Linked DNA regions of Mus musculus: region 2 is linked to region 1. The links are chromatin contacts, found by POLR2A ChIA-PET in ENCODE. All regions are on one chromosome and are shown on one strand. The core of a region is the stretch at or near the end of the contact, and the rest is flanking DNA. Distances in the headings are between cores, read along the strand shown.

Region 1 (2,795 bases), core at 94-2,593:
TACAGAGTGAGTTCCAGGACAGCCCCAGGACCATACTGAGAAACCCTGTCTTGAAAAACACCCCCCCGCCCCCCGGGGAAATGCCCAGATTTTAAAAAGACACCTTTTCCCTTTTCTGTCAGTGATTTACTTGAAGACATCTACCACCAGAATTGCGCAGCTGTCCACCACTCCAAAAGTATTTTGGGCCAAAGCAAGCTAGTGTCAAGAGCCCAAATCAAGGTTACTGGATCTTCTCCTCTTTAGCTTCAGCGGATGTTGTGGGATCTGTGATTAGCAGGATCCAGACCTATGTCAAATTTGAAATCTCCAAAGTAGGAAACCACACGGCAGAAACCCCCAAGTCGGACAAAAGGAAAGCTGGGTTTTTGTTTTTGAACCTCTCCTCAACCACTGGACATCCTGGGTTCCCACGGGGTGAACAGTTGGAAGGCGGCAGGTTCTCTCTAGGTTCCTAGCTACCCCGGGGTTTGAAACCTGACTTTTAACTGTTAATTCTTGGTCCAGCGAGGTCTTGGGAGTTTCTCTTGCGAAACCCACTTCCAGGATAATAACAACACAGCACCTACCTGGCGGGTGCTCGCTGAACGCGGCAGCGTCCCCCTGTCCTCAGGGACACAACAATCTGATGATCAGAGAGAGCCACACTGTCACCCGGACTGGGTCCGTGTGCGGATGCACGTTCAAGGGGGAAAGAACGCTGGAGGATGGATGGCTTTGAGGGGAGGGTGGAGGGGGTAGGAAAATGCAGGAGACGGACTCTCATCGCACTGGGACGTCGTCCTGCCAAGCCAAGTCCCTCTGATGAGTCCTTGGACTCCAGATGATAAATGTGAAAGCAAGGACAGGGGAGTGATAAAAAATAATGGGGTCCCCAAACCCGGAGGCGCTTGTATGCGCGCCCCAGATCCAAAGCGGCTTCCGAGAAAAGACCGGCCCCTCCACTGGGCCTGATCCCCCACCGGCCGGGCCTGCCCCGCCACCCACCCGCGCGCCGCTCACCTTCCAGCAGCCGTTGGATGATGCTGTCGATGTTGAGTTTGTCGATATCCGCCATCGCCGTCCCGCCGCCGACCCTCCCGCAGCAGCAGCAGCAGCAGCGGCGCCGCCGCCCGCTCGCCCCGGGGTCTCACTCGTCCTCCTTCCTCACGCCACGAGCCCCACGAGCGGTGGTGGCGGCGGCGGCGGTGGCAGCAGCAGCCGCGGCGGGTCCACCCCCCCCAGCCGCCCCGCTCCGCTCCGGGCTTCCTCCTCCTCTCGCCACTGGGAACCACGAGAAGAACAAGATGGCCGCCGACTCCTCAGGCCAGCCTCGGGCGGCGCACGGATGCGCGCGCGGGAGTGCAGCGGCCCGGCCGGGACTTCTTTACGGGCCCATAGAGCGCGCGGGAAGGGGGCGGGGCCGGCGCCGGGAAGGGGCGGGGTTTGAGCGCGTAGGGCGGGGGTGGGGCGGAGCCCGGGCGGAGACGGTTGAGCGCGACTCCGCCACCGCGCGCGGGATCCTTCCGCCAAACGGGCGGGGGAAATAGACCCCCTGTGGCGGGAGAGGGAAGTTGTGAAGTTGGCGCGCGCAAGTTGAAGGTGGACTTTGTCAGTCTGCTGCGCGCTGCGAGGCTCACCAGCTCCTTCCGGCTCTGCTGCTTGGGGACAGAAGTCTGACCGACATGGCGGGGTGGGAGTTCAACACTGAATCACCCCTCGGAGCCAATCTGGGGTGGGGTTGCTTGCCTGTGGAGAATCATAAAGAGGAGGAGGTTGGAACGTTGGGGATTCAAATACTCTGGCACATTGGTGAACAAGAAGAGCTAGATATACGGCTCCGTGGTGAGAATGCTTGTCGAGTATGTGTGAGACCTTGGGTTCAATTCCCAGCACTGGCAAAATTTCATAATACTGCAATAAAGCATCTACGATACAATATTTGGAAAAAAGAAGCCCCCAAGATAAGCCAAAAAAATGTTAATCCACTGTGAGTGGCACATTAAGTAATTTGTGTGAGCTTCTTGTGTGCGCTAATGCTCTTTTACATTTTAGAGAGAGGTTGGGAGAATTCTGTAAGGGTTGCTACTACCTATCTTTTGAATTATCTTTCTTGAACTCAGAAAGTTATATAATAATTTAAGAGATTTCCCCTGTATTTAGCCGGAGCTGGGTTGAATGAGCGTGCCGGAGCAGATAAAATGGGAATTTGCACATTTCCTGGGAGGTTGCTGTGCGTGCGCTCTGGGCCTCAGCGCATTCATCTGCTGCTTGCCTCTAGCTTCCTTGACTCCCCAGGGGCACCCCTTCACCTGAGGGGTCCCCAACTCTGCTGCCTCGCAGGCTAGCTGCCTATGGAAGAAAAATGCACACCCATCTGACCCATTTATCTCTTCCCAGTAGCACGCCAGAAAATTTACAAAATGTTCTCCCCCAGCCCCACCTCCAGTTCATGTTTCTCAAAGCAAGAGGGATGGATCTGAGGATTCCTTTCCATGAATGCCTTGCAAGGTTGTCTCCCCATAGAGAGACTCATTTTCTACAAGCTCTGTCTTCCCGTGGCCCCGCAGCATGGTGTGTGATGCACCCATCTAGATCTGAGCCCTTTTCCTGATGCTAGCCCCCGACAGTGGGGTTTCAGGATTCTCCCCAGCTCTCCTCAGCCCTCTGCTCCACTTTGCCCACTCACCAACTCATTGTCCCAAGCTATGGTTTTGCACACCATTACACAAATGGTCATTCATCACCCCAAGGCAGCTGGTGCACCAGGCTTCTTGACATCCTGGGGTCGATGCTAAGCCCTGCTGTGAATCTGT
Region 2 (2,700 bases), core at 133-2,632, 160 kb before region 1:
ACATGGAACGCTTCAAGAAACTAGCTAATTGGCATACTGCAAACAGAATAACCCTCTGAATTGAGAGAAAATCTGTAATATGTTAAATAGAAAAGGCAGGAATATGTGGTGGATACAACTACTTCTGTAAAGAGGGGCAGACACACTTGAAGATTTCTAAGCTCAGAGCATCCATCAATCTGGAGAGAAGCTAGCCCAAGAGCCTCCTGGAGAACATGGGGTTACACCAGCGGCAGGAGGACGGTTGCTTGCCTTTTTTTTTTTTTAATTTATTTATTATTAAATGTAAGTACACTGTTCCTGTCTTCAGCCATACCAGAAGAGGGCATCGGATCCCATTACAGATGGTTGTGAGCCACCATGTGGTTGCTGGGAATTGAACTCAGAACCTTCGGAAGAGCAGTCAGTGCTCTTACCCTCTGAGCCATCTCGCCAGCCCCTGCCTTTTGTTTTTTTGGTATAGCTTTTCTGTTTTAGAGAGAAGGTCTCAACTTGTAGCTCAGGCTGAACTTGAACTCATAATTCTCCTGCCTCGGCCTCCTAGATGCTGGGATGACAGGTGTGTGCCACTATGCCCAAGCTGGGTTCAACTTTTAAAGGATGAGATGGCAGGTATTTTTTTCTTACAAAGCCTAAAGGAAACAGATCTAACTTGGGGGACACAAAGGCAGGAGTTCACAGCCCTGTGAGGCTGGCTCTCCTGAAGGCCACCTTCACTGTTTCCCAGCCTGAAAAGGCAGACAGAGGAGAGACCTAATCGTCCACCTGGCCCTGTGGTTAGGAATAACAGAAGCAAGACCTTAGACACCGACCAAGAGGCCAGAGCCAAAGCACCCCAGGCTTACCAGAAACCCCACACTTGTATACTAAGTGCTGAGACAGAAAACACATGGAAGAAAACACAAAGTAAGCCTGGTACACGCCTGAGGATCTACAGTGCCCCGAGCAAACGCCTGGCTCAGCTTTGCATGGCCATCGAGGGAAGGAGGCAGCTCACATCTAAAGATAAGAGTGACAACTAAGAACACGAAGCAGGAAGAGAAAACCACCATCGTACTGGTGGGCACTGGGCTAGTTCCTTCTGCAAAACTCCAGTCGGTATGCAAGGCTCTGGCTGTGTCCTTACAAGTGCACCGGGTTTTGGAAGTACAGAGTAAAGGCCAGGCTGGCACAGGGCTCTGTTTTATGCTGAGGTTTTCCTTTCCACGAGTGGCCTTTGCCATTCTGCCTGTGAGAGCCTCCCTCCCATTGGACAGCCCGTGCTCTGCTAACACTCCCGCCCATGAGCTTGGTGTCCCGCCAGCTGCAGCTCTGCCCATTCTGACTGAACACACTGTGCCGCTGGAAACTCTCGACCACACTGAAACACGAGCCGGAGTCACATGCTGGTGAGCTGGGCTCCACGGGCTGCTACCTCCACCTCACGGCAGGGCAGCAGACTGTGCCACTAGCCTGCCTGTCCCAAATCTTGCCTGCGGATCTGGTACTCAGAGGCCAAAACCGGCAGCAGCCAGTGTGGAAAAGGAAGCACCTTGACCCAGAGGCTGTCAGCTGAGGCTGTCATTCCAAATGGCTAGGGCTACTGTGTATGTATTACCGCACACTCAACAACACAAGAGTGGGTTCAGTGAGATGGCTCAGGGATGGCACCTGCTGCCAAACCTGACACTGGGAACCCACATGATAGACGAGAACTAACCTGCACACCTGTGCCAGGACACACACACACTACCTCCACCTCATACACAAGATAAATAAATATTTTAGTCACACAGTCCATGTCTAATCAGAGGTTCTTCCACCTAAGGCACTCAGCAGACCCCAAAGCTCAAAGCACTTCCCTCTCTCAGCAGCAGGGTTCTAAGTTTTTTAAGACTGGGTCTTTCTATATATAGCCCAGGCTGGCCTCAAACTGGTAATCCTCCTGCCTTAGCCTCCTGAATACAGGGATTACAGGTACAAGCCCCATGCCTACCTAGCAAGCAGATTATTTAAATGGACAACACCAAATACCTAATTATATAATATCCTTGTTCCAGAATCAAAGGTGGCAGAAATACCTGTTTTATGTTAGTTTGGCCTTGAGATCTGGGTCACTAGGAGGTAATAGGTAGAAAGAAAGATATAAGCAAGAAGAACATTTACTGTGGGCCTCTTCACTGAAGAACCCCAACTCAGGGGTCGCCAGTAAGCAGGTGCCACCCCTGGAAGGCAGCTGAACTAAGTGTGGTCCGAGCCTAACCTCACGAGAGTCTAAGAAAAGAACACACTGAAAATTAATTATAGAGTGTTCCAGTTGTTTTGAAAGGTTCCTGGAAGTTTAAAATTAAACTAAGACATTAGCAATCATCAAGAAAAAGAGACCACCCTAGTGACCCCATTAAGGACGGAGGCAGGTCTGGCCACTTCTCTTCTGTTGGGCGCATGTGTGAGAAGGACCTCTGAGTGGGAAGTTATTCTGACAAGTAAGACGGCCGTCAGCCAGTGTGCGGCTGCCCGAGGACTGGACTGACAGAAGGCGGACTGGCCTGTGCACAACACTTCCAGCTGACTCTGTAAGAGCACCTTGGCTTGGCTGGGATACCCACTTATTCCAAGTCCCTTGCAAAGGCCCCACTAACTGGTCCTGAGGACGTCAGTGTCTCAGGAAAGAGGACAGGAGGGAGGAAGGGAGGGATGGGTGAGGCACCTCCTGCTTGC

What was found. ChIA-PET counts read pairs that join two places held with the same protein, here RNA polymerase II (POLR2A).
Region 2: POLR2A ChIA-PET joins it to region 1 with 10 read pairs in Patski. The contact joins the enhancer-like site here to the promoter of Ppp1cc in region 1. POLR2A ChIA-PET finds 5 or more read pairs at or near these places in 2 of 5 experiments (Patski and embryonic stem cell).

The regions. Positions count from the first base shown.
Region 1 is chr5:122,156,823-122,159,617 of GRCm38, reverse strand. Ppp1cc (protein phosphatase 1 catalytic subunit gamma) reads right to left here and starts at 1,343. Exons shown (of 7, transcript NM_013636.4): 1 at 1,003-1,343. The coding sequence starts at 1,057.
Region 2 is chr5:122,313,798-122,316,497 of GRCm38, reverse strand. All of the region lies in intron 3 of Pptc7 (PTC7 protein phosphatase homolog), which reads right to left. Among named protein-coding and RNA genes, the nearest start is that of Pptc7, 31 kb to the right of the region's middle. Within about 2 kb of position 1,382, at least 1 of the 3 ENCODE cell types and tissues checked has a DNase peak (open chromatin) inside an H3K27ac peak, as active enhancers do.